2 separate regions of the Mus musculus genome follow, and region 2 is linked to region 1. Evidence: chromatin loops called from intact Hi-C (ENCODE). Cell type or tissue: heart. All regions are shown on one strand. Each heading gives the region's core, and the rest is flanking DNA. Links, peaks and the distances in the headings are about the cores only.

Region 1 (16,075 bases), core at 6,490-8,989:
GAAGGAGGGGAAGCATCGGTTAGGATATTAATTAATTTAAAAAAAAGCAAATTGTAAGAATATATGACTTTAAAAAAATCTTTACAAAGGGAAGAAAATCCCCCAATCTTGGGGATGGTACACCCAAAATTAGCAGGGAGGGGCCCAAAGATGGTGCTCCAACCACTTAAATCTGCAAAGTCTGAAATAACAGAAAGAGGGCTGGAGAGGTGGCTCAGTGGTTAAGAGCACCTAAGTTCAATTCCCAGCAACCACACAGTGGCTCACAACCATCTGTAATGGGATCTGACGCCCTCTTCTGGTGTGTCTGAAGACAGCTACAGTGTACTCACACATGAAAGGAAGAAAGGAAAAACAGGAAGAAAGGAGGAAAGAAGTTAGCTTAAAGAAGAAAAGAGGAATAACAGAAAGCACCATTCCAATTGCTGTTTTTACTTACTAGTTGCACAGCTGATGACATCATTTAAACTTGAGCTTCACCTCTTGATGAGGTAAAGAGGAATGAATTCCGTCCCCCACAGCCAAGTAAGGAGACCAGTAAAATATGGGCCCAAGCGGCTGATGACCAGAAACACTGTAGTCAGTCAGTCAGTTAGTCAGGAAGCACAGGCTAACCCAAGCCTCCAAGATCTTCCTAGGGACAAGCGTCATCATGGAACCATCACTGAGGACAGCATAGGCTAATCCTGACCCAGGGCTTACAATGTGCCAGCTCTAAGTTAATCACGACACCTACTTTACTACAGAAGAGATTGATTTAGAAGTCCAATGACTTCTAAATGACTGCGTGTTGCCCAAGATTACACAACAGGCAATCAGGTCTACACTGTTAGTCTGATTCTAACACATAGAACCTCTGTGCTCTACCTACTGACGTCTGTATTGGAGAGAATGTGGTGAGTATTGCTCTTACTTGAGAACTGCACTGCAGGGCGAGGGTCTGCATTCTCCTTCTGTCGTAGAATCACAACATCACCATCTTTTAAACCGTAAGAAGCCAGTGACCTGTGGTTGTCGGTGAGAGGCCTTTCTGCATAGACAATCTGCAAGGGAAGAAGACCCAGGTGTCACGTACGGAGAAGCAACATGGCAACACTTTTCCTCTTCATCATATTTCCTGCCAAGACCTTTTCATGGGTTCCCATCACGCCTAGAAGGAAATCCCAAGCCCTGCCTGTCTCCTACGATGAAAGAACAACACAAACCCCATTTGTCTTCATTTAAGATCAGCCATTTAAGGAAAGGCTGTAAGGCACCAGTTCCAGGAACAGACCATAAAATACAGAACAAGATCATAAAACCCCCTCCCAAAGAACAGCCTGGAGATAACCACAAAAATGGGGAAGTATTTTACCTCAGAATGGGCCATCTGTGCTGGGCAGCCCTATTTCATCCTATGGTTAAACATTCATGACATAGGCGTGTAGACCACTGACTACCTCTGACCCCCTAGCACACCAATTAAATTTTCGATGACATAATCCCTCTAGAGAGTAACCACTGTAAGCCCATGCCATCCCACCCCCATTCTCTATAAGAAAGCCTGTGGGCCTTGGTCTGGGACTGCCACTTCAAAGGACGGCTGACCCCTGCATGCTGGTTGTTTCTGCAGAGTAAAGGCTCTCTGTCTTTGCATGCTGAGTCTGGGGTCTTCCTTCAGCGATTTTCAGACCCTTACACTAGGCCCAAAGGATCTGGCTGATGGCTGCTTCTGACTTCACGCTTCTGTTGTCCTAATGAGACTCACATCCTCTCAGGTCGTTTGTTTCTTTCTTCTATCACTCTGTTTAGGTCTCTAGTCAAGTACTACCCTTCAGTGCTCTTTCCAAAAGCCACACGTACCCTGGATATGGGCTGTGGGTGTAGCTCAACGACATAGCATTTCTCTTACACCCAAGGCCCAGGTTCCATCCCTAACAACACAATGTACTTTAAAGCCAACTCTACTTGCCTCATCTACTGTGCTACATACTGATCTGCTCCTTTGTCTGCTCAAATGAAACGTAGGCTGTACGGAAGCAACATTTGGTTCAACTGTCCACCACAGAGGCTTAGGACCAGGCCTGTTATATAAGGAATGCCCAGAGGTCTGCTCAGGTAAAGGATGGGTGGGATCATAGAGTAGGGAGTCTTACTTAGCTTTCACTCTGAGCAACCAAGGAAAGAGGAATGACAGGTTCTGGGTATGTTTACTACAAGGAGAACTAGCCATGAAGGAACATGCAATACTGGGAGGCCAAGGCAGAAAAACCATCTCCAGTACCAGGCTGGCCACAGCTGTACTCAAGGATCAAGTTCTAAACAAACAAACAAATCATCTGACAAATTCAAGATAAAAACTTTCAAGATAAAAAGATAATCATGGTTTTCAACTGTAAAACAACCATCCCCCAACCGTGGCAGCTTACTGGCACGGGGTATGTGTGCTCACAGCCTTTCTCTTCATCCCCAAAGGCTTACTGCTCTCCTGCTTGTGAAATATAAATAGGAAAGAAAACAAAGCATGTGAGCTAAGTACTATTAACAGAAATACTTTCTATGTCCAACACAACATCCGAGAGCAGTATGAGGAGAAGGAGGAACAGAACACAGAGCAGCACACTGACTTAGCCACATAAGGATGTAAGGTGGTCCCTATGTCATCATGTAGTCCACAGAACAGACTGGGTCCTGAGCCACAGCTTGCTCCCTGAGCGTACTCTGCACTGGGCCATAAGCTGACTGTGCAACTTGAGCTGGCTATTAACTCAGCCAGGAGGGGCCCTGTCATTAGGTGGGCCAAGAGTCAAATTTCTTGTGTCCAGCAGGCCACCAGGACTGATCACAACAGATGTCCCTTCTAGTTCTTTTTCCACACTAAGCCCAGGGCCTTGTACCTGGATAGGCAACTTGTCTACCACTGAGCTCTGCCACCAGGCCTCCCTCATCCACCCACATGCTCTCTTAGCTTCGTTCCCGGGCACAGAGAGAACAGATAGCATTTGCACAGGCCACTCTGACCATTCACTGTCATTCTGCTCCCAAGTCTGTGGTGATAGGGGCAAAAAGTGACCCTTCAAAGCTGAATCCTTCCAGAGACAAGAGAATAGAACTCATCTGTCCAACTTTACAAGTTTTATACAAGACTAAAAATGACTGCAACCAGGTGGATCCCTGTGAATTTGAAGCAAACCTGGTCTTCATTCAAGTCCAGGACAGCCAGGGGTATTACACAGAGAAACTCTAAAAATCAAAACTCTTGTTCTAGCCGGGCGTGGTGGCGAACGCCTTTAATCCCAGCACTCGGGAGGCAGAGGCAGGTGGATTTCTGAGTTCGAGGCCAGCCTGGTCTACAAAGTGAGCTCCAGGACAGCCAGGGCTACAAATAGAAACCCTGTCTTGAAAAACCAAAAAAAAAAACAAAAAAACAAAAAAAAAAAACTCTTGTTCTAACACTTACATATAGTGCAGATCTTATACTTTAAGGTAGAAAACAAGGGATTCCTTTTCTCTTTGGTAATTCAAAAAGAAAGTTGTGCTACACATAACTTGTTGGGGTATGAAGAAATCAACCATAAGTCAGAGCAGAGGCTGTGTACCTGGGTGGCATCAACACCACTAAGCCACTGTGAGGAGGTCACCAATAGCCCATGGCCTACTCTAGCTTCTCAGGCTCAGCTGTCAGTTTATTTAAAGACACATGACTAGTCTCCCAAGGCAGACAGACACACTAGACATTCTTACTAGAAATGTACTCATTTATAAAGAACCAAACTCAGGAAGGTAAGAACGCTTTAGGGTCTGAGGCTGTGGTTCAGTGGGAAAGCATCTGCCTGGCATGGAAGAGCCCATGGATCCTCTCCCAGTGGGACACAATATAAACATCAAAACAAAAAAGAGCACCCTGCTACCACTGAGTGAGGCTCTACTGGGCTAACATGCCAAGTCCCCATCCTCCCACTTAACTCTCACACTGTCTCACTGGATGTCAATCATTTTAACAGAGATCATTTGTCCAATTTTATGAACCAGAAGACACAGAGGTCACACAGCCATTAAGAGAACTGAAACTGGAGTTCTATATGCTCAACATTAAAATGATATTCTTTTACAGCACCCAAAGCAGCCTCAGAGATTGGCCTCTAAGTCATCCTCTACCTTAAAACTCTACACCTCCACTGGCAGTGCCTGCCTGAGGCCCTGGTTCAATTCTGAGTAGAGGAGTATGGGACACACACACACACACACACACATCAATTAATACTGGGGCTGGGGAATGTAGCTCAATGGAGCAACACTGCAAAGGACATGACAAGGCAGGAGAGAAGGGAAAGAAATATTGCAATGCCTAGCGTCTTCATGGTTGGCCCATTTTTTTTTCCTTTTTTTCCTTATTTTTAGATTCTTTTCTATGTATATGGACCTTTTACCTGCATTTACATGTGCGCATCACCTGCATTTATATGTGTATCTCACCTACATATATGTGTATCTCATCTGCATGCATGTATATACCACCTGGGAAGTATATATGTATATTACCTGCAAGTATATCCATACTTTACCTGCATATGTATTATGTATATCACTTGCATGCCTGGTGCCTGTGGAGACCATTCATTAGTGTTAGATTCTCTAAAACTGGAATTACAAATGTTTGTGAGCCACCATTTGGATGCTGGGAACTGAACCCAGCCTTCAGCAAGAGCAGCCAGTGTGCTTACAACTGCTGAGCTATCTTCCCAGCCCCAGTTTCTTCTTTTTAAAAGCATGGCAACAAAAGTCAAGAGTAATAGCATTCACCTTTAATCCCAGCATTCAGGAGGCAGAGGCAGGCAGATCTCTGGATGTCTCTGAGTTTGAGGCCAACCTGGTTTACACAGCATTCCAGGACAGTCTGGGCCTATATAGAAAACCTTGTCTTGAAAAAAAAATTTGAGAAGGGGAGGGGAGGGGAGGGGAAAGGAGGGGAGGGGAGGGGAGGGGAGGATGGGGACAATCATGATTGACAAGGAAGTGCTAAGTTCCAGATAGTCACTGACATCTGGCATGGTAACAAGCTATGGAATACCTCACCCAATCTCAAAATGGGTGGATTAGTTAGTTAGGCATTGATATCTGTTTAGCCCTGATTTCAAAGGATTTGGATGTTGGTCAGAAGGGTAAATCAAAGGACTATTCACATCATGGCACGGCAGAAAACAAAGAAGAGGACACAGGAAGACATATCCCAAGGACATACTTTCAATGATCCTCTTCTTCTAACCAGGTCCCATCTTCACCACCTCCCAGTAATTCCATTTTACTATGAGTTCATCAAAGGATTGGTTAATCCATGGGTTAGGTCAGAGCCTCATGATGCAATTGTCTCTGAAAATGCTGTAATAGGCACGTGTGGAGGTGTGTTTCACTGATCCCCCGGGAAGGCTAATTCAGTTGTGTTGACAACAAAATTAGCCATCACACTGGGTAGAAAAAAATACTCACAAGAACCAAAATCAGCAAGTAACCAGGACATGGAAACATAATACTGTAATCCCAATACTTAGGGTGGCGATAAGGCCAGGCTGGGCTACTGAGACCCTAGCTCAAAATAGTTCAAGAAAGGCAGTAACTTTTCTTTTTTTTTCATCTTAAGTCCGTAAGGAAATCACCTTTAGGTCAGCCTGCAATCCCAGTACTTGGGGAGCAGAGGCAGGAGGATTAGTGGCTCAAGGCTAGCTTGGGCTATCTAAAACAAACCCTGCCATCTTCCAACTTAGATCAATGACTTCATGTCTCTATCAGCCAAACAAAAGGCAAGCTGGTGATGGCTCTGGCACAACTCTTACAACTTCTGTTACCCCCTCAAAAGCGAGTATGGAAGACCTGAGCCCTGCTATTCAGAACAGCTTACTAGATAAATCGATTATGCAGGTGTAAATCTGCAGAAGTGGTACCAGAGGAACAAGCTGGAGACACAATTTCAACCTCAGTCAACATCTAGCGACAGACTAATTAATATCATTAATACAACTCCACCCTTAAGCATGACATCAAATGTCTTCTAGTATCGCAGAGTGTGGTGGCTCACACACTTTTTTTATTTTTGTTTGTGTTTTTTTGAGACAGGGTTTCTCTGTGTAGCCCTGGCTGTCCTGGAACTCACTCTGTAGACCAGGCTGGCCTCGAACTCAGAAATCCGCCTGCCCCTACCTCCGGAGTGCTGGGACTAAAGGTGTGCGCCACCACGCCCGGCTTGGCTCACACTCTTAACCCCAGCAATCGGGAGGCAGATCTCTGGGAGTTCGAGGCCAGCCTGGTCTGCAGAGTTCCAGGACAGCCAGGGCTACACAGAGAAACCCTGTCTGGAAAAGCAAAGCAAACCAAACCAAAGCAGAATTTTTTGGTATCTGAAAGAGCTTCCATTTACTGGGGATTGGGGAGCTAAACTGTTTTCTCTTTTGACAAGTGCTGGGGATCTAATGCATAGCAGGCAAGCACTCTCTCTACCAGAGCTACCCCTAACCCAGTACATCTTATTTTTCTGAAACAAGGTTTCCTATACAGACCAGGCTAGCCTAGATCTTCCAGCTCCACCTCAGCCTGCCTCTCAAGTGCTGGGATTAACAATGCGAGTCACCATGCTCAGCACCCCAACAAAAACCTGAGACAGGTTCTTACCGCGCAGGCTCAGCTGTCCTGAGACCTGAAATGGAGTCCAGGCTGGCCTTGAACTCTCAGTCTCAAATATCAAACAAAAACAATCAAAACCAAACTAACACTCAATGTGCAAGTTATCCCTGGGTTATGAGGAATAAGTGAGCTGTGGCAGTCTTTATCCTTCTCTGTGTTACAACCTTTCTAGCATAGCTATTCAGCATTTACCAGAAAGAAAGAAAGAAAGAAAGAAAGAAAGAAAGAAAGAAAGAAAGAAAGAAACCAAAAAAACAAAAAACAGGAAAGAAAAATACATAAGGAAATAAACACATCAAAACTAGCCACCACAGAAACTTCCACTTTCCATGGTTTAAAATAGCATTTTTGTAACCCACACTCAGGCTGTGTGCAAAAGTAGCATTTCCAGGGTCACAGCTAACTGCTGTTAGCTGCTACTTCAGCATGCCTTTCATTGAGGGTCTTCTACTCTGTACAGGCTTTTTTCCCACACCACCTACAGAAGTAAACTATGTTTCAAAACTATCAAGACATTAATTTAATGCGAAACTAAGTCCTAATAACTGTTTGAGGTCAGCCCAGCCGAGCCTGCATCAAAGCATCACCATGAGCCTGCCTGGCTGCCAAGCCCACACTTGCTCTGAGACAGAACAGGTTCTGTTTTAATCGCAGTACAAGTGAAGATGGTTTCTATTCTAAACTTATTGTCATTAGATTACAACTACTATAATCAGACTAGAGCTGTTAAAAACCTCACACCTTCTCCAAGTGACTTGCGCACATATGCTGCTGCTGAGAGATAGAGCTCCAAACCAGCATCCCCTGTGAGGGACACACGCTGGACAGTCCCTCAAGGGTACATACAGGAGGGAAACAGCGCAGCCATTTTTATTTCCATTGATTTTTTAATTTTTGAAAAATGTCCACTTATTTCTGTGTACTTTACCTGCATGTCTATACAGCTGGTGCCCACAGAGGCCACAAGAGGGCATTGAATCCTGTGGAACTAGAGTTACTGATGGTTGTGAGCCACTGTATGGGTGCTGGGAATCAAACCTCTGTAAGACGCCTCTATAAAAGCAGCAAGTGCTCTTAATGGTTATCTGTCTCTCGAACCCCATTTTCATTCATTCTAGTTCATCCTCCTCCCAAGCCCCCCAGGTTTCTCTGTGTATCCCTGGCTGTCTAGGCACTTGACCTGTAGACCAGGCTCACCTTGAACTCAGAGATCTACTGGCCTCTGCCTCCTGAGTTCTGGGATTAAAGATGTGCACCACCACTCGGCTTAGCTGACCTTTTCTTGAGTTCTATTTTGTATCTATTTATAATGTACATCACTACTTAATGTATATAATGTAACTGATGTATATGCACATATGTAATACCTGTTAGCTGTGTACCATACTACGTTGTGTACCGTGCTATGAACCATACAGCTGACTGTGCGCACACATGCCTAATACATAAAACAGGCATTTATGTATAAGGTGCTGTGAGCAGGGTGGAAAACACTTCACTTACGGGGCTATAGTAGATATAACATGAGAATAATAAATTAGAACAGAAACCATCTCCACCTGCACATGTGATTAAAGTGGGACTCTGAAGCCAAGCCAAGAGACCGGAATGGAAGAAACTCAAGTAAACAGACTGAATGAAAGCTGAGAGGAAGGGACAAAACAGAAAAACTGGTTAGGGAGCTCAAGACAAACAGACTAGGACTTAAAAAACAAAAGACTATCATGTTTACTTTCATGATCCAATGAAAGGAAGTGACTCAAGTGTCTGGGGTGGATCCTGTTCCTGCCTGAGGGGGGCTAGCCAGTGAACTAGACAAGTGACCCCCCACTTAAAAATCAGCTCTTAAAATAGACACTGAGTTGTCAGGTTACATAGAGCCAACAGCACTAACCTGAAAAACAGGGTGCTGTTTACAGCTATTTAATACAGGCTTACCACTGTTGGGAATCCGGGTTTCTGCATGCCAATTTGGGTTGGGAAGAAAGTCAACACCGAATTTACTTAGAGAAGAACTTAGAGCTAGCCTAATTGTTCAAATGGTACCCTTCAAACTCCAGACTAAAGACTGAACCCTCCTTAACCATACAATTATGATTCAGCCTGCTATCCCCTTTAGTTTACTTAACATTTTCTGCAGACATCGGAGTGCAATGGGCTGGGCAGGGAGCGTGTAAGACAGCGGTAGTGCTAGCTAGGATGACGTGCACACAGGATGGAGGAAGAGAAACAGCAGAGAAACAGCTTCACCCTCTGTAGACCTCAAGTCCTACCAACAAATTCAACTTAAAATTACTCCCCATCAGCTGGCAATTATAACTTGGGTCATCAAAACACCCTACACACACACACACACACACACACACACAAAAATTGAAAAAAATTTTTAAAAAAAACTTCAAAACTGAAAACTGAACTTGGGCATGATAGTGTATTCTTGTAATCCCAGCTGTACAGGAGCCTGAAGCAGGAGGGCTGCTGTCTGAGACTAGCCTTGACCCCACAGTTGAGACCTTGTCTCAAAAACAACAACAACAACAAAAAACCCAACAACAACAACAAAAAAAACCAAAGCAAACAAACAAAAACCAAAAGCAGCTGGTTGTGATGGCTCAGGCCTTAACTCCAAACATTTGGGAGGCAAAGTCAACAGGGATCTCTGAGTGTAGATGGGAGCCAGTGTTTTATATAGTGAGACCTGCCTTAAAAACAAAACAAACAACAACCAGCAATTAATCAATCCTCTAAAAAGTCAAATCTCCCCCAGCCCCCCAAACTCCCTGGTCCTAGCTTGCCCCTGCTACCTGTATGAGGAGGCTGACCAACAGGAATGGGGTCCTAGGTTTTTGTGGGTTAATTTTTCTGTGGAAATTGGGGGAACTGTTTATTCCCAACTTTTGCCAGACCGCGTATGTGAGTGACACCTCCTTCCCTAAAATAGATCCTTCCAGAAAGAGCTGCATGCCAAGGTTCTAAAGTTCACATTGTGTGAAGGAATGGTACTTCTGAACACAATATTGACACGCAGAGTTTACCGTAAGTCAGGACAGAACAGGCAGTCGTTGGGCAACAGTTTTTGGAACTATTTCATAATTGCAGAAGGAAATCAAGATTTACATTCTGGGGCCTTGGGAGCTGTCTATAATTTTCTGGTGTTTAGACTACACCCAGCGGGGGCCACTTTGGTTAGAATCTTAAGGGATTTAGTGCAAAGGTTACAAAATAGTCCACCTATTGTTTGATGAAGTCTACTAAGGACACCAAAGCATTTTGAGAATATATTTTCTTGTTAAAACATGAGAAGGCTGAACTCCTGGCCGCCGAATCCCTCGGGGGTCTTCAGACAGTAGGCCATTTTCAAGCTAATATCCTTCGAAAGCACTGAGCTTTGAACTGACCCAACTAAACTGGGCCCAGAAAGGAGGAGGGCTTTGGCCTGAGAGAAGCAGACAGACTGAGTTAACCTAACCATTACTTTAATTAATATATGACATATATATATGTGTGTGTGTGTATACATATATAATAAATTAACCAAAAATGTATGCATTTCCAGAGACGTCAATGGCAGAGTGAGTCTCAAACTTTTTCCCCTCACTTTCAACCGCAAATCTGCATTCTCCCAGGTAGTAAACTGCGCATATTGGAGCGGTCCAAATAAGCGAACCCCAGGCAGGCGTCGTTCTCCCAGTGATCCAAACTGGTATTTCTGGTCGGAAAGTCAGGAGATCCCGGATGAGGACCCAGGCTCCCGAAGGCCAGAAGGTGGGGAGGGCTGCCCGCCCGCGCACGTGCCCCTCTAGCTGCAGTGGGTGCATCCACGGGCGGCTGCAGGACTCGGCCCCCGCCGGCCCCCAGCTCCCCCCGCCCCCGGCCACAGCGGCCGGAGGCCCCCGCTCGCTGCCGCACCCCGGCGTACCTGGCTCTCGGCGGCGGGGATGCCGGACTCGAGCTCGCACAGCGCGCGGAAGTTGTGCAGCTCGAAGTCGGCGTCGACCTGGAGGGAAAAGGTCACCTCGGAGAGGTCCCTCCGCACACAGTACACGGTGAGCAGCATGGCCCGGGCCCGACCCGGCTCGACTCGGCCCGGCCTGGGCGCTGGGCGGAAGGCAGTCGGCGGCTGGGGAGACCTGGCGGCAGCGGCGGGAGGGCGACGGGCGCGGGCTGCTCGCTCGCTCGCTCGCTCGCTCCTTTCCTCCCTCACACGCGCGCAATGACTCACTCGCTCCCGCCCTCGGCAGCCAGCGCGGCCGCCGCCACCCGCCTGCGACGCCGTCTGCCTGCCTGCCGGCCTGCCTCCCACCGCTGCCGTCAAGCTCGCGGGCCGCCCGCCCGGCGCCCCGCCCCGTCGCAACGCCACGGCCGTAAAGCGCGCCAGGCTGCCGGCAGCCTTCGCGACGCTAGGCTGTGGGGCAGGGCGGGGCTGGGGAGACTGGAGGGAGGAATGGGGATGCGGGGTGGGGGAACCCCACGATTTAATGCTTGAGCTCCGGAGTATTCCAGGATCCCAGTCCCAGTTAGTCATCCAACGGGGACCTACTGTGCGAATGGCGTGTGCATAAAAATGGTTGAAAGACAAATTAAGCACATCTTTCTAAAACAGAGTTTTCGTAATGGAAGTTGTCATTTCAGTAATATTAACTCGGTTTCGACTTGGTAATGAATGTAGGACGAAAATCCAGATCCTTTGCTGTGCTCGAGGCCCATCCCAGCCTGCGGGCTGGCATGGCTGCGCTGGCAGCCACACACACACAGCACAGTTCTTAGTTAACTCACTCTCAGACTGCATCCAGCACTGGACGTTTACTGGGTACGGTTTAGAATTTACTCCGTATACTGGGACTGGTAGCGCAAACCTGTAATCCCAGCTACTCAGGAGGGTGAACAGAAGGCTGGCAAATTCCAAGCCTGCCTGGATCATAAGTGTTCCAGTCTGAACAATTTACTTTAATGGTATAGATAAAATACCTTGTTGACATCTTGCCTACCAGGACCAAGCTCAACCTCAGCAGGACAAAAAGACAGTACTTGGGAAACAGTCGTTATTTTAGTGGCCACTCAATTCATAAGAAGATGTAGATACCAAGAATGGTAAAAATCCGAAAACATCTCCCGGGCCCACTAGGGTGGTCCACATTTGTAATCCCAGCACTCAGGAGTGTTTGGTTTCCAGTCCTGGATTAGGGGCTGAGGTATGCATTGTACAAATCAAAGGCTCAAGGTTCTCCTGACATCCCTCTGTCCCTACCTGGCAGGGACTCAGCTGCCCTTCCCCCAGAGACTCTTCTGCATTTAATACAGATATCATATCATATATGATATCATTGGTCTCTCTCTCCCCCCCACCCCCATTCTCTTTCTTTCTTTCTCTCTTTCTCTCTTTCTTTCTTTCTTTCTTTCTTTCTTTCTTTCTTTCTTTCTTTCTTTCTTTTCCCTCTTCTCCTTTCCCTTCCCATGGCGACTAATATGGCTTCCTTCCTCTCCTTCCTTGGGACCAGTGAATTCGTCCTCCTGACAGAAGCTTCCCAACCCAACAAACCCGCATTTACGACGAGCTAATCTGTCTTGAATTGGTTCATTTCACCATCATCCAGGAGCAGAGACTGCAGGATCACTACAAGCACAAGGATTTCCACTCCTGGCTCCGTGGAGCGAGGAGCCTCCTCCAGCAGAACAGGAAGGAAATGGGAAGCAGGGTGGCTGTGGATGCTGCAAGAACTTCACTTTGCAGAAAAGACAGAATACATAGGCGCAAGACTTTTACAAAAACAGAAGTGGAGACGCTGGGACCACAGGACAGGGCTGAAATCAAGCATCCGTGACAGAAAGCCCAGCTGCTGTGCCAAACGAAAAGAAAATTGCAATGAAAATGTCAGCTAGAGAGCCTTTCAAAATGGAGTTAGGAAACTTAAGTAAGGTTTGTGAGGATGCCAGATGCCCCACAGGATGTGAACTCCAATCACCCCACTGTGATTGCGTCTCCACAGTTAGTGGGCACCAAGATGTTTATTGTGGCATGAATTGTTCCTTTAGAAATTTAAAACTGTAAACCAGGCAGTGGCGGTGCACATCTTTAACCCCAGCACTTGAGAGGAGGCAGAGGCAGGTGGATCTCTATGAGTTCCAGGGAAGTCTGGTCTACAGAGAGAAACCCTGTTATATGTATGTGTGTATTGGCTGCATGTTTGTCTGAGCACAAGTATGGATAGTGCTGGTGAGGAGGAAAAGGATGTCAGGTTCCCTGGGTCTGGAGTCGATGGCCGTTGTGAGCTGACATATGGGTGCTGGGAACTAAATTGGATCTAACCTCTAGAAGGGCAGCCAGTGCTCTTATCTGCTGAGCCATCTCTCTAGCAGCCCAACCCTTTTTTGAGAGAGTGTCTCACTGTGTAGCCCTGCAATTTATTGTGTAGAGCAGGCTGGGTCTTGAACTCAGGGAGACCCACCTGCTTCTACCTCCCAAGTGCTAGGATTAAAGGTATACGCCACCACGCTGGTTTGAAAGCAGCAGTCACATAGAGCCTTTCATACGACTCCAATTCTTTCCCAATTTCAATGGAGTTTTTTCGCTCACCCATTTCAGACCAAATTTTCCCTGCCTTCTCTCTTTGCAACCTTGACTCTGCATTCCATGAACTCCTTACAACTGAATTGCTGTTCCTACTACTCCAAAGGAAGTCTTAGCTTTCTGAGCTTAGTTTGAGAGATGTTATCTAGGGCATTGACAAATAAAGGTTTGTTTTCTCACGGGCTAAGGGCCCAGATGGGCAGCCTTTCCAGTTCAGCGAGTCAGTGGTATAAAGGCCAGCACTTTCACCTGCCTCTAAGGATAGAAACAGTCCTTTGACCTTTCCCCAGAGATCGCTGTGTGGCTGGAGTCTCCACACCAGGAGTTATTTTCTTGTCAAGGCTGGAGCTTGCCTAGAAATCTGTCATCAGGGTTTTGGCTCATACTTATTGGGCAGACCTGTGTCAAGGAGCTGTAAGAGAGACTAGGAATGCAGGTGTTCAGCATTTTCAACAAGTTTTAATGGACACTGGCAGGGATAGGGAGATGAGGATGTTATTAGGTAAGCCACGATGCTTTCTAAAGCAGAGAAGATCTAAGATAACCAGAGCCAAGTTAGGCAAATGCGGGAGGATTTTCAAGAATCAGCTGAGGTGGAGCTTTGAGTGACTGGAAATTATATCTTAATGGCTGAGCTCTCTGGACAACTCCTCTGGGCTGATTTTTCTACTATCGCTTGGGTTCTTGGTTCCTGAGGCATTTATTATTCTGAACATGGCCATAACAATCGCCTCCACCCTGTGTGTTTTTCCTCCCATTAAGAAGTGCAATGTTGAGGAACACCAGGGCCAAGAAGTGGGGGTGGGGGGTAGGGGAGTGGGGGGGGGGGGATGGGGGACTTTTGGGATAGCATTGGAAATGTAAATAAAGAAAATACCTAATTTAAAAAAAAAAAAGATGGGGGCTGGTGAGATGGCTCAGTGGTTAAGAGCACCCGACTGCTCTTCCGAAGGTCCGGAGTTCAAATCCCAGCAACCACATGGTGGTTCACAACCATCCATAATGAGATCTGACTCCCTCTCTGGAGTGTCTGAAGACAGCCACAGTGTACTTACATATAAATAAATAAATCTTAAAAAAAAAAAAAAAAAAAAAAAAAAGAGCCGGGCATGGTGGCGCACGCACTTGGGAGGTAGGCTGGAGAGGGCTGCCAGCTTTAGGCACCTGATCCCTTTATTGATACTGTATCTCAAGACAGGGTAGGAGCTGGGCTGTGTGGCTCAGCTCATAGAGTGCTTACCCAGCATGCGTGAAGCCTGGCTTCAACCTCCTGCAATGCATACAAATTAAGCATGCATATGCCTGTGTGATCCCAGCACTCTGAGATAGAGGCAGGAAGATCAGAAGGTTAAGACCATTCTCAGCTGAAAAGAGAGTTTGAGACCAGTTTGATTCAGGGAGAAAAAAAAAAAAGTCCTGAGGAGATCAGTCAGAGGCTAAAGAAGGAACAGGGGCAAGAACTCAATCCGGACCATGGAACTGTACCTGCCACCAGTCTAGTGGCTCTTCCAGCCTCCAGGGACAGTAAAGGACGCCAAGGACACTGGCCTCAAGAAGTGATAAGACTCCACTGGAGGACTACCACATTCATAGCCCTGTCACAGAAGTAGGCGATGCTCCCTTTTGTCCCAGACTGGAAATCCATCTGGCCCAGGCTCTTTGACAGTCATCTCCGTATGGCTTGCTCTATGGGCCCAAGCTCTTAAGCACAGCTCTCAAGGGGGCAACTAGGATGCTAGTAGGGCCTTGTCTAGAGAGAGGAGCTGAGGTGGTGGGCTGTGATGGGCCAGTTCAAAAAGAAAAAGGCATATATATATATATATATATATCCCTAAGTTTGAATTGAATTGCTGTTTAGACTGACTCTGTGTAAGGGACACTGTATGATGGCTTCGATGGCTTCTAAGCTTAGGTCTCAACGGCAACTCGTATTTAACCTGGTTCTCTTAGACAGTTCACTCTTGGGATCCAGCGAGGAAGCCCACATTCTCTCTCCAAGTAAGAAAACTATGGAGAAGAAAGACACATAGCTACTCCAGGCAACGGCTTAGCCGAGGGCAAAGCTGCTCACCGGGCAAACCTAGCATGTGTCTGAGCTTAGAGCTTCCGGGTGAACGCAGCCCTAGCCACTGAGTCAGGGGAAAGAAAGCCTTTGACACTTTCCAGTTGAGGCTCCAGAGAACCATATGCTCTTCTTTCCTGTCTGAATTTCTGGCTCACAGAATCTGTGACCATCATACAATGCCGTTGAGAATTAAAACCCCAAACAGGGACCACTCGCTACGGGGGCTGTGGTGGCTGATGTGGGCAAGGGTCAACTATAAATGAAGAGTCCTCATCCACAGTTGGATGGATTACCTGAAAATGGTGGGTATGGTAAAAGGCGGGGCTGATTGGATGAAGTGGGTCGGCCATGCTCTGAAGGAAATAGCTTGTCCCAGGTCTGACTCACCCCCTTTTCCTTCCTCCTCCCGGGTGTGTCCATCCCTTCCTTCCTCCCAGCTTTCTTTTCAAGACGGGGGGGAAAGCTTTCTCTGTCACACGCTACCACCACCTTTATGGTGTTCTGCTTCACCATGCCCCCCATGCTAATGGAACAAATGGATTCAAACCCTTCTGTCCATGAGCCAAAGGCGACTAAGCCTCCTTTAAGTTGGCATCTCCAGGTAATTGCTCACAACAATAAAAAGTTGACTTTTAAAAGCCTGATGTGGTGGCACATACCACTAGCTTCAACACTTGGGAAGCAGAGGCAGGTGGGTTTCTGTGAATTCCAGTACAGCCTAGGCTACATAGTGAGATACTGAAAGTTTTTGTTTGTTTGTTTGTTTGTTTGTTTTGTATTTACATATG
Region 2 (16,075 bases), core at 4,557-7,056, 56 kb before region 1:
GATACTCCAGGAGGCCACCCCAGGGGAAGGGTTGCCCTATCTCTCTACCCTGCAGAGCATACTGGGAAACCCCTTTGCCACCAAAGAGGCCACCTGGGAGAACTTTGCCACAGGAAAGCCCCAGTGTCTCCTGTGAATTTGGGGTAATGTCAGCTCTGACAGCATCACGCAAGGGCCATGGTGATGACCCCTGAGACCAAGACAAGCACGCTAGCAGGACAAACGATCTGCCCAGGGCTGGGCGCAGTGAGCTACCTAGGAAAGCCAGCCTTCTTCTCCCCACCACACTCACACCCAGGTCCTCTCTTAGCATCCTGACCGCTGCACCCTCGTTCAGCATGCTTCTAGACCTAACACTGACTTTCTGCTGATGGCAGAAAGATTCAGTTTTTTCATGACCTTCTTTTCACACTGGGCTCCAGAGAGTTGAGTTTTGAGGAAGATCAGAGAGTCACCACTGAGTCACCCAACCTTGAGTGTGAGCTGTGACCACAGGGACTCAGACTTGGTCCTCCTTGCAGCCCACGATTGCCAGTGGGTGGCTGTGCCTGGCTTCAAGCCATCACCTGGAACTTTTCTCTAAGCTAGAGCCAAGGCCTGGATGGACTAGGCCACAGCGTTATAAGGCTTCTAACAGAAACCTGATGTCAGAGAAGCAGTGTATTAAAAGAAGCACTTTGTAAGCCCGATGGGCAGAGCTCAGGAGAAGCAGGGCAACATTTGTCCCACACCTGTTCCTGATGTCAGTGGGGTGACCTACAGGGTCAGAGCCTGCAGTGCCCACACACTATGTGATTCCTGCTTGGGAGCCCTTGGGTCCTTCACAGCCTCTTCTGCAACCAAAGAGAAAGAGCCGGGGCCAATACCATGACCCAGCAGAAGGAAGAGGGACTTCCTTCATAAAATAGGTGTGTGGCTATTATTTTACTTAGATCTTTGTCCCAGTGACTCAAGGCCTTGGGGTTTTTTCAGAATATTTTCCCAGAAAGCTGAGAGAACAAAAACTAATGATGTAAAAGTAAAGGCCTGGACTTTCACTAACTTTCAACCCACTACCAGGGCTAAGCTATCTGAAGGAGCTGAAAGGAAAGGCCAGGCATAGCCGCACACACCTTTAACTCTAGCACTCAGGTGGCAGAGGCAGGTGGAGCTCTGTACGTTCCAGGCCAGTCTGATCTACCTAGCAAGTACCAAGTACAGCCAGGGCTATCAGAGGCCTGTCTGAAAAAAAAAAAAAAAATTGAGCCCCCTCCCCAGACAGTCTTGGACGCAGCCCTGTGCAGCTGGGCTAGGCCACATCTGGAGCCTGGTCATCTGAGCCTCCGGATCCAGACCCAGAAGGGGGTGGGCTCTGGCTGCTAGGGCCCATGTGCTGGAAACAGGCCCTCTCTGAGGCTTGGTCAGCAGGAGGCAGTGTTGACTCTACTGAACAGGTGAAGCAGCAGCCACATTCGCCCTGCAAGCCTGATGTAACAAAGGTGAGCTGCATGCACGCTGAACTCTCCACAGGCCTAGCCACCCTCATGTCATCTCTGACAGTGCTCCCCAGCCCACCTTGACAGGAACTTCTTTGGGTATACCCAGGTGTCCATATATAAATAACTACCTGTGGGCCAAAGTTTGGTCTATTTTTATAAAGGTTTACTAGAATACAGCCTTACTCACAAATGTGCGGTTGCTTTGCAGTAAAAAGGAAAGAAGTGGGTGATTTTGGTGAAGGCTGTAGTGCTTAAAAATATTCTCCACATGATCCTTTAAGAGAAAGTTTCCAGGAAGGAGGGCAAAGTGCCTCAGGTCTATAATTGTACTTACTTCGAAGGCTAAGGATAGAGAACATGAGTTCGAGAGCAGCCTGGGCAACATGGTTAGATACTATCTCAGACAAGTTAAAAAAAAAAAATGGCTGGACAGAGTGTCGAATGTCTTTGATCCCAGTGCTCTGGAGGTAGAGGCTAGCCTCTCTGTGAGTTTAAGGCTAGCCTGGTCTACAGAGAGAGAGAGTTCCAGGACAGCCAGGGCTACACGGAGAAACCCCCTGCCTTGCAAAACCAAAAAAGAAAACAGAGAGACGGGATACTCAGGATGTAGCTCAGTGTGTGGAGTGTCTGCCCAACACTCCAGGGGCCCTGGGTTCAATCCCCAGCAACATACAGAAGCCAGATGTGGTGTGCATGCCCGTAATTCCAGCACTTGCAAGGTGGAGGTTCAATCCCCAGCAACATACAGAAGCCAGATGTGGTGTGCATGCCCGTAATTCCAGCGCTTGCAAGGTGGAGGGAAAAGATCAAAAATCACCAGGAGGCCATTTTGTCAGCTTGGGCTATCTAAAAGAATAAGGTAAAGTAAAATAATGAAATAAATAAAAAAGGCCCGTGGTTGTGGGTCATGGTAGAGCGCTCATAGAGCATGCACACAGCCCTGGGTGCCAGCCCCACCTCAGGGAAAAAGAGACAGAACCGTGCAGGGGACAGTGGCAGCTGTCACAGGGCCTGAGTGTGTGGCAGGGATGGTGCGGGCAGTGTAGGTCTATTCTCTCACGGAACTGAATTTCCATACTGCATTATGAGCAGAGTCTGACGTCTGACTGGTGACGTCACCGGAGGCTCCGCTGGCTGCTAGGATCCAGAATCCAAAGCTCGGCCTGGGTCTGTGTGCATTGCTGGCCTCTGTGCGAGGCTGTGTGGCTTTTCCAGGGTGCACATTCTAGCCACCTCTAGCAGAACCCTTGATACTCACCCCCAGAAAACCACCTGGGGGCGGGGCACTTCTTTGGAGGATGTTCCTGCTAGCCTGGATGCCGCACCGCGCAGCCTTCTTTCTCTGAGAAGACTATCAGTCTGCCAAGGCTTAGTGAGGGCCTCCCAGTCTCTACCAACACAGAGTCTTCTGGAAGACAACGGCTGCTGTTTAAAAGGTTCCTTGTGTGTTGGTGCAGGGAGACACGCACACAGGCATGCAGCGCTGGTGTACAGGCGGTAGTTAGCCACTCAGCTTAGGAGCTAGGACCCTGACTTAGATTCTCTGGAAAAGAGGCCAGTGCTCTTAGCCACTGACCTGGCTATCTGTCCAGCAGCATTTTTTTTTGTTTTGTTTTGTTTTGAATTTACTTTTTCCATCGTGAGTTCTGGAGATTGAACCCAAGTCATCCAGTTTGCACACCAACTCTGGCTTGCAAGCCAGTTTCCCTGCTTTGGCCATCTTACCAGGTCTGCCATGGCTGCTTCAGCCTCGGTGTCTATGGTGGGAGCTGAACTTTTTTTTTTTTTTAAATCTGTTTATTTATTTTATGAATATGAGTACCATGTTGCTGTCTTCAGACACACCAGAAGAGGGCATCAGATCTCATTACAGATGGTTGTGAGCCACCGTATGGTTGCTGGGAATTGAACTCAGGACCTCTGGAAGAAAAGTCAGTGATCTTAACTGCTGAGCCATCTCTCCAGCCCCGGAGCTGAACTTTCTAGCTGTTGTTTTGTTTTGTGAGGTTTTTGTTTGTTTGTTTCTGGTTGGTTGGTTTGTTTTGGTTTTATTTTATTAAATTTAAAAAAATTTAAAAAGATTTATTTCTTATTATATCTAAGTACACTGTAGCTGTCTTCAGAAGAGGGCGTCAGATCTCATTACAGATGGTTGGGAGCCACCACATGGTTGCTGGGATTTGAACTCAGGACCTTTGTCCTGAATAGTCAGTGCTCTTAACCCGTGAGCCATCTCTCCAGCCCTTGGTTTTATTTTTAGAGACAGGGTTTCTTCATTTAGCCTTCCCTGCCTGTGGTAGCACTCTCCTCTGTAGACCAGGCTGGCCTTGAACTTGCAGAGATCCACCTGCCTCTAGCAGCTGAGCGCTGGGATTAAAGGTGTGAGCCAGCACCCGGCTAGTTGTTCAGAGAGAGAATTAGAACTGCGCAGCTTCCTTCAAACTAAATGGCCACCACTAGCTTCCTCTCTTGGAGTAGGCCTTATTAGAAGCAGAAACCTTTTTATTTTTTATTTTCTGTTTTTTGTTTGTTTGTTTGTTTTGGTTTTCTTGTTTGTTTGTTTTTTCTTCAAGATACAGTCTCACTATGTAGCTCTGGCTGTCCTGGAACTCACTATGTAGACCAGGCTGGCCTCACACTCATAGAAACCCACCTGACTCTGCCTCTCAAATGCTGGGATCAAAGGCATGTGCCTCTATGCACAAAGAACCCTAAAGGAGGCAGGCGGTGTGGTACTCATCTTTAAGGCCAGCACTCTGGAGGGAGAGTTTGAGGTTAGCCTTGTCTGTATAGTGAGACTGTTAGAAAAGAAAAGAAAAGAAAAGAAAAGAAAAGAAAAGAAAAGAAAAGAAAAGAAAAGAAAAGCAAGAAAGAAGAGGGCCAGAGAAATGCTTCAGTGGGTGAAGGCATTGCTGCCAAAACTTACACATTGAGTTTGAGTACTGGAATTAACAGGATAGGAGAGAATCAATTCTCAAAAGTTGACCTCTGACCTCCACTCTCCCATTTACATACGGACACACACACAGCTCCTAAAGTATAGTTACACACACACACACACACACACACACAGAAAAAGCATGAAGGCAGGCTAGTCAATCTTCCCCACTCCTCTATTTTTCGGTTTCACTATGTAGTCCAGGCTAGCTTGGACCTCAGGACTCTGCTTTAGCCTCCTGTGTGCTGGATGACAGAGATGCATCACCACACCCAGCCTTCTGAGGCTGGCCTGTCTCCTCACCCCTGTGCGTGCCCTTGACAGGTAGTCATTCCTACCAGGAATTGGGGCAATGACCAATACTAACAAGCCCCAACCCAAAGTGTCATAGTGTCACCGTCCCACGGCTTACCTTCCAAAACTACAACCCTAGACACCTCAGGTCCTCACTCAGAGCTCTGTAACTCGCTTTTTTCTAAACTGCCATCCTGGAGTTAGGACGACTTGGGGATTCCGTGGGTCCCCAAGCAATGTCGCAGGGCACAGCTGGGGTGACCAGCAGGTGCTGGTTCTCGGCCTTTGCCCCGAGGGAGGGAGGGAAGATGCAGTGGATTCCTCGAGGATGCTCTCCCTGCCCCGTCCTACCCGCAGCCTTCCCGAGGTGTCACGGGCCAGTCGCGGGAAGACAAGGCCGATTCGGGCACCGGGGAGCTCCGAGGACGCTGACCTCAACTTTGTTCTTTAAAAATAGCTCGGAGGCCGCGGCGCTCCCGGGAGTCGCCTGCTTCTCCAGCAGGGCCCAGGGTCGCCAGGACGACAGTGGCCCGGGGTCCCGGTCATGGAGGCGACCCGGGGGGGACTAGCGACGGGGACCGGGGAGGGGGTCGGGGCCGAAGGAGGCCGCTCACCTTCTTCACCGACAGCGAGATGTTCTCCAGGATTCGGTCCTTCACCTCCCGCGGCTCCATGGCGCTGCCGCCGCCGCCCCGCCGCCGCTTCCCACGCCGGGAGCCCGGGGCCGCCGCCAACCGCTGCCGCCGGCCGTGCGGGGGCTCCGTCGTGCCGGCCGCGGGCCCCGGCGCCCGCCGCCCTCGTCTCGCCTCGCCTCGCCTCGCCCGGGCCTCGCTCCGCCGCCGCCGCCTCCCGAGCGCCGAGCCGGGAAGGAGACGCGGGCCCTGCGCGGCCGCAGGAACTGATGTCAGGCGGGGCGGCGCCAGCACCGGCCGGGAGGGACGGCGGCGACCAGGCGGGCCCGCCTCCTCCGAGACCCGGGGCGATGGAGACCTGGGAGCTCAGAGATCCGGAGCCCCGGGGACCTGCAGACCTAGGGGACTCACACAGCCCGGATCGCATAGACCCAGGACCTCACAGAGCCAGAATCGCATAGATCCGGCACCGCAGAGCCTCGGGACCTCAAACACGCTGGGACTCAAAGACTTCGCCTCCCACTTCCCAATCCTGCACAAACTCCTCATGAGACCCTGGGAGCTCACCGATCTCCAGAGCCACCCTGCTCAAAGACCCCGGGAACCTCACAGACCCCGGGCCCCCTCCCAGCTCCTCTGAGATACCGTATTGTCCGTGTTGTCGTTCCCCTAACCCCTTGCAGCAAGGCCCTGCACGGGCCTAAAAACTGCCCCAGCTCCTTAGATATTGCTCCCTCTCTCCTTGCCCACACTTCCCTTCCCTGTAACATTCAAAGGCTCTCCTTCCAGGACCCGGCCAACTCCTTGAAGACCCCACTCAGGACCAGGACAGACGGGGCCCCTCCCTCATTCCAAACCTGACATTCCTCACCCTTGCCCACAAGGGGCCCCAGATATACCCGAATACTCGAGAGACTCTGGAGACAAGGCTTGGCCTGGCAGAGACACCTACCTATTCCTTTCCAACTGCTCCACGCACACCCCAGGGTTCCGAGGTTTGGACCGCCTAGAGCCACTCCAGCACCCAACGTTGCCCTGATGCCAGAGCTCAGCCCTCCATCCTCTCCAACACTCCAATTCACCGTTCTCAAGGTATCTTCTACTTCCAAAACAAGCCCTCTTCCCTATCGGCCCTCACACCCTCTGTCTTGGCTAGTTTTGTGTCAGCTCGACCAGGGACACAAGCTAGGTTCATCTGAGAGGAGAAAAACTCAGTTGAGAAAACGCCTCCATAAGATAAGGCTGTATGACATTTTCTTAATTAGTGATTGATGGGGGGTGGGAGGGAACACAGCCCATTGTGGTGCCATCCCTGGACTGGTGGTCCTGGGTTCTATAAGGAAGCAGGCTGAGCAACGTAGGGGAAGACAAGCCATCAGCTCCTGCCTCCAGGTTCTTGCCTGGTTTGACTTCCTGACTTAGCATCCCTCAGTAGACTGTAATTCGGGACATGTAAGCCAAATAAACCCCTCCTCCACCCCCAAGTAGCTTTGGTCATGGTGTTTCATCATAGCAATAGGAAGGTGACTAAGCCGGGCAGTGGCGGCGCACACTTTAATCCCAGCATTCCGGAGGCAGAGGCAGGCGGATTTCCGAGTTTGAGGCCAGCCTGGTCTACAGAATGAGTTCCAGGACAGCCAGGGCTACACAGAGAAACCCTGTCTCGAAAAAACAAACAAACAAACAAAGGACACACCTCCCTCCACTGTATCCTACTGCAGGCTTCCCTCCATCAGCCCCAAGTCCAGCATAATTCACTGAACACATGCCCTGCCCAAAGGCACCAGCTCTATCTACACTTGGGTTCTGATTCCTACCTGGATCACTTCTCTAAGTTTGGTCCCAAAATAAACATAACCTCACAGAGCAATAAATCCAGTCTTTAATTCTCAGACACCAAAACTCTCCCTTCTGGCTCCCTAGTCTTCAATCGTGAACTCACCCCTAAAGTCCCCCGTGGAAGCACTAATTCTATCTACAGCCTACGGAACAGAGGACCTCACCCCTTTCCTGACCTCCAAGGAGAGCCCGACCATGTGATAGTTTTAAAGTTTGGTTTCTCTAGGACTGGATAATGGATCAAATAAACTCTGGAAAAGGAAAGAAAACCTGGGATTCCTGCATTCCTTCCCACTCGGGGCCTAGCTAGCGGCTGCAGGACTCCATACTACAACCAAGTGTTAGCCAGGCAGTGCACACCTGTCATCTCAGCACTTGGGGAGCGAAGGCAGGAGGACTTACAAGCCATCCTCAGCTACACAGTGAGTTGTAGGCCAGCCTGGGCTACTACTGAGATCCTGTCGCAAACAACAACAAAACCCAAGCGAAAACATTAAGCCATGCCTATAATTTTTGTCTTATTTCCTTTCCTTTCCTTTCCTTTCCTTTCCTTTCCTTTCCTTTCCTTTCCTTTCCTTTCCTTTCCTTTCCTTTTTCCTTTCCTTTCCTTTCCTTTCCTTTCCTTTCCTTTCCTTTTTCCTTTCCTTTCCTTTCCTTTCCTTTCCTTTCCTTTCCTTTCCTTTCCTTTCCTTTTTCCTTTCCTTTCCTTTCCTTTCCTTTCCTTTCCTTTCCTTTTCCTTTCTTCCTTCCTTCCTTCCTTCGTTTCTTTCTTTCTTTCTTTCTTTCTTTCTTTCTTTCTTTCTCTCTTTCTTTCTTTCTTTTTGAAATAGTTCTTTCTCTATATAGTTTTTCTGGTTGGCCTGAAACTCACTGTGTAGACCAGGTTGACCTTAACAGAGACCTGCTTGTCTCTGCTTCCCCACTACTGTGACTAAGGCTGTGTATAATCACGGCCACTAGATCCTGTACTAGGTTGTGTTTTTTTGTTTTTTGTTTTGTTTTTTTGTTTTTTGAGACAGGGTTTCTCTGTGTAGCCGTGGCTGTCCTGGAACTCACTTTGTAGACCAGGTTGGCCTTGAACTCAGAAATCCACCTGCCTTTGCCTCCCGAGTGCTGGGATTAAAGGCGTTGTGCCACCAAGCCCAGCCCTGTACTAATTTTTAAATCAAGGTCTCACTCTAGCCCTTCCTGGCCTTGAAGTTGAGGCGATCCTCCTGCCTCAGACTCCAAGTACTTAGACACACACCACCAGGATCAACTTAAACCAAATGTTCTCCATAGACTCAAGCATATGACCCCAGGCATCGCTTGTGTCTTCTGAACCCGGGACCCATTTTAGGTTTTGTATACTGGGTTAGTAGCCACCCTAAGGGCTGGAGCAGACCTTTAGGGAGCAAGGCAACCAAAGCCAGGGCGTTTTAAGATTGATATTGAATTCAGGAAAAACAAGAGTCACCATGGAACTGTGGTAGAGGGCAAAGCGGGGACGGTTGGGGATCAAGGTTGCCTTTGTGGCCCAGATAAGGAAAAGATTGAGGGCAGAGGACATATTGCATTAAATGATGAAAGCGAGAGAGACGGGTGCCCAAAGCTGTTTGTGGCAAGGAGGCAGAGGCAGAGGAGGAGGCAGAGGAGGAGGCGGAGGATTAGACTGAATGAAGGACTTCCCTCCCCGTCCCTCCCAGCCAGGGAGCCTACAAGACCCCAACCTGTGAGATGCAGGCCTGGCACAACCACTCAGACCCTGAGTCTAACCAACAAGCCTGTGGTTAGTCCCTGCTACTCAACATCAAGCCACCTGCTCAGCACCGAGTTTTGACAAACACTACTTCATGTTTTGGATTAAAGACCAATTCAGCTTTTTAAAATGTGTGTTAGTGGAAAGGGATCCACAGGCAGGCAAGAGGCAGGGACAGTCCCCGCTCCAGTTGTAGGGGGACCCCCATGAAGACCAAGCTACACATCTGCTACATATGTGTGTGTAGGGGGGAAGGTTAGGTCCAGCTGTGTGTGTGGGGGGTTAGGTCCAGCTGTGTGTGTGTGGGGGGTGTTAGGTCCAGCTGTGTGTGTGTGGAGGGGGGGTTAGGTCCAGATGTGTGTGTGTGGGTTAGGTCCAGCTGTGTGTGTGTGTGGGGGGGGTTAGGTCCAGCTGTGTGTTGGGGGTTTAGGTCCAGCTGTGTGTGTGTGGAGGGGGGGTTAGGTCCAGCTGTGTGTGTGTGGGTTAGGTCCAGCTGTGTGTGTGTGTGGGGGGTTAGGTCCAGCTGTGTGTGGGGGGGTTAGGTCCAGCTGTGTGTGGGGGGGTTAGGTCCAGCTGTGTGTGTGGGGGTTAGGTCCAGCTGTGTGTGTGTGGGTTAGGTCCAGCTGTGTGTGTGGGGGTTAGGTCCAGCTGTGTGTGTGTGTGGGGTTAGGTCCAGTGTGTGTGTTGGGGGGAGGGGTTAGATTCAGCCCACGTTTGATCTTCGGTTGGTGATTTAGTCCAGATCAGTTGACTCTGTTGGACGTCTTGTGGAGTCCCTATCCCCCTCAGGTCCTTCAATCCTCCCCCACCCCCACCCCGTGGGGGAGGATGTGCCTAGTCCTGCAGTGATTTGATGTTCCAGGGTGGGGTGATAGATAGGGGGCCTCCTCCTTCTCTTCTGAGAAGGGGAAGGGCTGGGCTGTATGAGGCAGGGACTGGGAGGAGGTTTTGATTAGGATGTAAAGTGAATAAATTACATTAATGAAGAAAAATGTGTGTGTGTGTGCTTAAGAATGCTATCTACCAGCCGGGCATGGTGGCACACGCCTTTAATCCCAGCACCTGGGAGGCAGAGGCAGGCAGATTTCTGAGTTCAAGGCCAGCCTGGTCTACAGAGTGAGTTCCAGGACAGCCAGGGCTACACAGAGAAACCCTGTCTCGAAAAACCAAAAACCAAAAACCAAAAAAAAAAAAAAAAAAAAAAAAAAAGAAAGAAACCTGTTAATAATAATAAGATATATTTTTAAAATCATGGTTTGGTGAGGTAGCTCATGGTTGAAGGAACTTGCCATGTAGACCTGGAGACCCAAGTTCAATCCCCAGAACTGCCATATTAGACCTAGAGACCCAAGTTCAATCCCCGGAACCCACATAAAGGTGGAAGGAGAGAATCGAATCCACAAAGCTGTCTTCTGACCCCCAGGGGTGTGCTGTGGTGCACACATCCCCAAGATAATAGTAAAAAATAAAATTTAGAAATATTTTAAAGAATAAAATACAACAAGCTGGGCAGTGGTGGTGCACACCTTTAATCCCAGCACTTGGGAGGCAGAGGTAGGAGGATTTCTGAGTTCGAGGCCAGCCTGGTCTACAGAGTGAGTTTCAGGACAGCTAGGGCTACACAGAGAAACCCTGTCTCGAAAAACTGAAAAGAAAAAAAAAAAAAAGAAAAAAAAGAATGCTACCTACCTTGCTTGAGAGAGCGTCTCTCATTGGCCTGCCACTCAGCTGTGGAATAGGAAGCGTGCATCATGGGACTGGGGGGTGGCAGGGTCAGGAGTCCCTACACAAGGCAAGTGCTTGGCTGACCAAGCCCCGCCTCCGTTTGTTTGTTTCTTTGTTTGTTTGTTTGCTTGGAAACAGTATTTCATACAACCCAAGCTCTCCTCCTGCTCCCTTTGTTGCTGCAGACTACATCTAACTTCTGCTCTTCCCAGGGGCTGGGATGGCAGACACGAGCCATCACGTCTAAGGTATATGGTACTATGTGTGAGAATCAGGGCTTTGGGCTGGAGAGATGCTGAGGAGTTGGGGTACTTGCTTCTCCTTGAAGGCCTCGAGTTAAGATCCCAGCATACATATTTGCTTACAGTCGCCTGTCATGTCACTCCAGGGGATCTGACCCCCTCTTCTGGCCTCCCCATACACACTAATTCAAAACAAAACAACAAAACAAAACCCCACTAGGTGGGGTGGCCCATGCCCTTAATCCCAGCATAGAGGAGGCAGAGGCAAGCAGATGTCTGTGAGCTCACGGCCAGCTTGATCTATAGTGTGAGTTCCAGGCCAGCCAGGACGCTAAGAAATCCTGTCTTAGAAAAATAAAAAACAAAAACAAAAAAAAGAAAACAACAAACAGACAAGCAAACACACAAAAGAAAGCAGCCAGGGCTTTGTGAACTCCAGGGTTCACGTCCAGCTCTCACCAGGTAGTGTATTCTTTGGCTGTGTGCTGGAAATGTCCACTTGCTGTTATTTGGAAGGTGGCGACATTTCCACCATGTTATTGCGTCTGCACCTGTTGGGATAATGGTCCCAATCACTTTTTTACAACTTCTGGAGGACCACAGGTTTCTACTGCCTGCCAGTTTCCCAAGTATGTGTTTGTCTAGTGGGAGAGACACACTCAGTCTGACAAGAATTACTGCTGAGAAGGTGTGTCCATACGTAGGCTGTTGCATCACACTTGGAGTTTAAACACAAGTTGCACTCTGTCAAAAACAGGGTGAAGGCCTAGAGAGATAGCGCATCACTGACTGCTCTTCCAGAGGACACGGGTTCAAATCCCAGCACTGGCATGGTGGTTCACCAACATCTGTAACTGATATCTTCTAGTCCCTAGGGCGCCAAGCATGCACCCGGTGCACAGACATACCCATAGGCAAAATATTCACGTGTATAAAGATTGAAAAATAAAGAACAGGGACTCTGTGAAACACAGGGGTCGGTCATACGGCTGGAAGTTAAGAAGCTGGAAACCAGAAGCCGGTCATTTATTGCACAACACTTCCCTGTCATGTGGGACGCTCGCTCATGAGACTCTGAGTCAAAAGGCATCAAGAATCAAAAGCCTCTGCTGATTCATGCCAGGCCCTCGGGCAAGTCACTTGCCCTGGTTTCTAAATCGGTGGCACAGAATAAAGGATTTTAAAGCCAGGTGTAGCGACCCAAGTCTGTCGTTCCAGCACTGGTGAAGCAGGCTCGGGAAGGTCTGGAAGTTCAGGGTCCTTGTCAGCTACATAGCATTGGAGGGCTCACTTGGGATAGGCAAGACGCTGCCTCACAAGGCCAAAAAGGGGCTGGAGAGATGGCTCAGCGGGTAAGAGCACTGACTGCTCTTCCAGAGGTCCTGAGTTCAAATCCCAGGAATCACATGGTGGCTCACAACCATCTGTAATGGGATCTGGTGCCCTCTTCTGGTGTGTCTGAAGACAGCTACAGTGTATATAAAATAAGAAGACTTTAAAAAAAAAAAAGGGGGGTGAGGTGGGGTGGGGAGCTGGAGAGATGGCTCAGTATTAAGAGCTTCCAGAGGACCAGGTTCAATTCTCAGCAGCCCCATGGGAGAAGCATAGCTATTGGTAACTTCAGCCCCAGGGCATCTAATGCCTTTTTCTGGCTTCCTTGGGTACCAAGCATGCTACTGAAACACAGACATACATGCAGATAAAACACCCACATAAAAAAAGTTAAAGGACAGAGAGAAATAAATTCTCCCCTTTCTCCATTATATTTGTGTTTAGGGGAATGCCTTCCTGTCCAGCAGGCAGGCGAAGCTGTCTGAGCCTCATCGGAGAGAGGCAAGCAGGAGGGGCTGGCTTTGTGTATCTACAAAGTACTGCAAGTCCCCGACCTGACCCTGAAGTCTCCAGAAGTGGATGCTTTAAGCTGAAGCAAGGCAGCTTTATCCGGGGCATCTGACTTTATGTTAAAGGTCCAGTGCCTCCTCCCAGCTTGTTCCGTCAGTAGAATGGGTAGGTACAAACTGGGCTGTTACCCAACCTTCCAGCTTAAAAAACCTTCAGCAACTCCCTGTCAGAGCGGGTGGGTTATGTTTTTTTCACACTTTCTCTTTTTATACATTTTTATTTCATACGCATGGGCATTTTGCCCAGATGTACATCTGTGCACCACTTGTGACTTTGTGTCAGTGGAGGCCCAAGAGGGAGTTGGATCCCCTGGAAGGAAGAGCTGCAATGGCCGTGAGCTGCCCTGAGGGAGCTACATGGAACCTGGGTCCTCTGGAAGAGCAGCCAGTATGTTTAACTGCTAAGCCATCTCTCCAGTCAGTCCTCCTGCAGCCCCCCCTCCCTCCATTTTAATTTTAATTTTTTTATTCTGTTCTCTTTTTTTGTGTTGTTCTCTTGGACTCACAAAGATCCTTCTGGCTCTGCCTTCCAAGTGCTGTAATTACAGGTGTGCTCTATCATGCCTGGCGTTTGAAGAAATTTTTCTTTTCTCTTTTCTTTCCTTTCCTTTCCTTTCCTTTTCTTTTCTTTTCTTTTCTTTTCTTTTCTTTTCTTTTCTTTTCTTTTCTTTTCTTTTCTTTTCTTTTCTTTTCTTTTCTTTTCTTTTCTTTCTTTCTTTCTCTTTTAGACAGGATACCACTATGGAGTCCTGGCTAACCTAGAATTCACTCTGTAGACCTTCTGCATCTGCCTCCCAGCGCTGGGGTTAAAGGTGTGCACCACCACGCCCAGCTTGAAGAGTGTAAAATTCAAGTAAGATGTGTGTGTATGTGTGTGTGTATCCCCAAACAGTGTTTCTCCGTGTATCCCTGACCGTCCTGGAAGTCCCTCTGTAGACCAGACTGGCCTCAGTCTCACAGAGCTCTGCCTGCCTCTGCCTCCCGAGTGTTGAGACTAAAGGTGTGCGCCATCACCGCCCGGCTCTTAGTCTTCTTTTAAAAAGCTGGTCAGGGAAGGACACAATCAGAAAGAACAGAGACCCGCTGAGCCTGAGGCTTCACTCCTGACTTGGGCATTTCCTTCTATGAAACAGCGGCCAGAGAGCTACTGTTGAAGTCTATGCAACTGCTGACAGAGCAGTGCGGTTCACGTGACTTCTGACCACGCCCTCTGTCTCAAATCTGCTAAATTCCGAGTCAGCAACCCTGGGGCTCGGTTCTAGACCTGCACACTGAGCCCCCCGGGCTGGCAGGGTCTCAGACAGGTACCTTTTTGTGAATGGCTTTGTCATCTCACTCATGATACGAGCCACGGGGTCCTCTGTGATGAGGAAACTGAGGCAGTATGCCTGAGCTCAGGTAGTTACTCATTTAGAACCCGGGGGTCAGGGGCTGGGCATGCAGCTCGATTGGTCAGAATGCTTGTCTATCCTGCACGAAGGCCCCCTCTATGATGGATTGTGATGGTGATTTCAGCACTAGGGGGTCAGGTAGAGGCAGATATAGTTTAAGGTCACCTTTAGCTACATAGTAAGTTTGAGACACTCTTGGCCTCTCTCGGAAACCGAAGCTAAATCGGAAGTGGCACATTTGTAGGTAGTGGGGCTGTGGTGAGGAGGGGGCCTGTGGATGCTCCATTCTCAGAGCTTAGGAATAAAGAGTCATGAGCAAGACCCAGGCCCGGTGGCAGAGCACTTCCCAGCACTTGGAAGGCAGAGGCAGGAGGATCACTGTGAGTTTGAGATCAACCTGATCTGTAAGGGGAGCACTAGGCCGGTCAGGGTTACACAGAGAGATCCTGTCTCAAAAAACAATAAAACACCCTAAGCAAGATCCGGGAGCGGATTGTAGGCTGTGTGAGCAGTGGTTAGGCCTAAGGAGAGCACAGGAAGAGGGGGCAGCTAGGAAGCTGAGAAAGTAGCCACAGAATGCCAAGGGGTAACATCTGTATAAAGATCTGAAGGAAATTAGAAAGAGCTGGGAAGGTGAGCCAGGCAGAGGGGGCACATGCTCACCTTTAACCCCAGGCCTTGGAAGCAGAAGCAGGTAAATCTCTTAAGTCCCAAGCCAGCTTGGGCTACATGAAGAAACCATGTCTTGAAAAAAAAAATAAAGAAGAAGCCGGGCGTGGAGGCGCATGCCTTTAATCCCAGCACTTGGGAGGCAGAGGCAGGCAGATTTCTGAGTTCGAGGCCAGCCTGGTCTACACAGTGAGTTCCAGGACAGCCAGGGCTACACAGAGAAACCCTGTCTGGAAAAAAAAATTAAAAAATTAAAAATAAATAAAAATAAATCCATAAAAAAATAAAGAAGAAGAAGGAGGAAGAAGAGGAGGAGGAAGAGGAAGAGGAGGAGGAGGAGGAGAAGGAGGAGGAGGAGAAGAAGAAGAAGAAGAAGAAGAAGAAGAAGAAGAAGAAGAAGAAGAAGAAGAAGAAGAAGAAGAAGAAGAAGAAGAAGAAGAAGAAAACAGCCCATAAGGTATGTGAGGTAAGTGTACTTTCAGTCTGAGGAACATCAGGTGCTAAGGCCCTGGGGTAGGGACAAGCATGGTTTAGGGCTGGATTGAGGGAGAGAGTTGGGGGGAAACAGCAGTTCTGAGGGAGGTAGCTATTGGAGGCGTGCAGGAGGGCCCTGCAAGCTGGTATGACAGACCTGAGCTATCTTCAGACTTTGACGTGGTGTGCAGGGTTTAGGGTGAGCTGGGTCTAGGGTGGGAGTGAAGCACGGGGACTAATGAGAAGAAAGGATCCTGCTGCTTCCTTTTTAGAGGGTGCAAGGACATGGGGGGCTTCCAGCTTAAGGACTTCATCATCTGAGGCCAGGGAGAGAAAGCAGGAGCCTTCAGAACTTTGTAGGAAGGAGGGACCTCACAGATAAGGACAGCCAATCCCATGAGTCTGTGAAAAGCAACGTAGCCCACCTGCGAGAGCTATGCTTTCTTCTGTGCAGCTTTCCTGTTTTGAGAGTCTCTGGTGGCCCAGGTTGGCCTTAGATGTGCTAGGTAGCAGAGCAGACGATGACTTGGAACTTGTGATTCTCCAGGCACCACCTCCCTAGTGCTGGGATTCTAGGTGTGCAATAGCATGCCTGCCCTTATTTGATGTGGCGCTGGGGATTAAACTCGGGACCTCACCTCCCAACCACATCGCAGCCCAGCCTACATTTAACACGTACACATTTTCTAAGACTTTATTTATTTTAAAATTTTATTTATTTGATGTATATGAGTACACTGTCACTGTCTCCAGA

The links. Peaks named below come from ENCODE experiments on the same cell type or tissue, not always from the same donor. Only the 100,000 strongest peaks of a DNase experiment are listed, where the experiment ranks them.
Region 2: it touches region 1 in a loop (2.8-fold over the local background); 5 of 42 quality-filtered maps call a loop at or near these places.

Annotation. Positions count from the first base shown.
Region 1 is chr4:141,712,484-141,728,558 of GRCm38, forward strand. Ddi2 (DNA-damage inducible protein 2) reads right to left here and starts at 10,936. Exons shown (of 10, transcript NM_001017966.2): 1 at 10,574-10,936; 2 at 914-1,043. The coding sequence starts at 10,711. In heart, for the core only: a CTCF peak has its summit at 7,619 (motif pointing right); no DNase peak of the experiment used is centred there; H3K4me3 peaks cover 857 bases.
Region 2 is chr4:141,658,537-141,674,611 of GRCm38, forward strand. Plekhm2 (pleckstrin homology domain containing, family M (with RUN domain) member 2) reads right to left here and starts at 5,610. Exons shown (of 20, transcript NM_001033150.2): 1 at 5,325-5,610. The coding sequence starts at 5,384. In heart, for the core only: no CTCF peak of the experiment used is centred there; DNase peaks (open chromatin) are centred at 5,085 and 5,655; H3K4me3 peaks cover 1,953 bases; H3K27ac peaks cover 1,861 bases.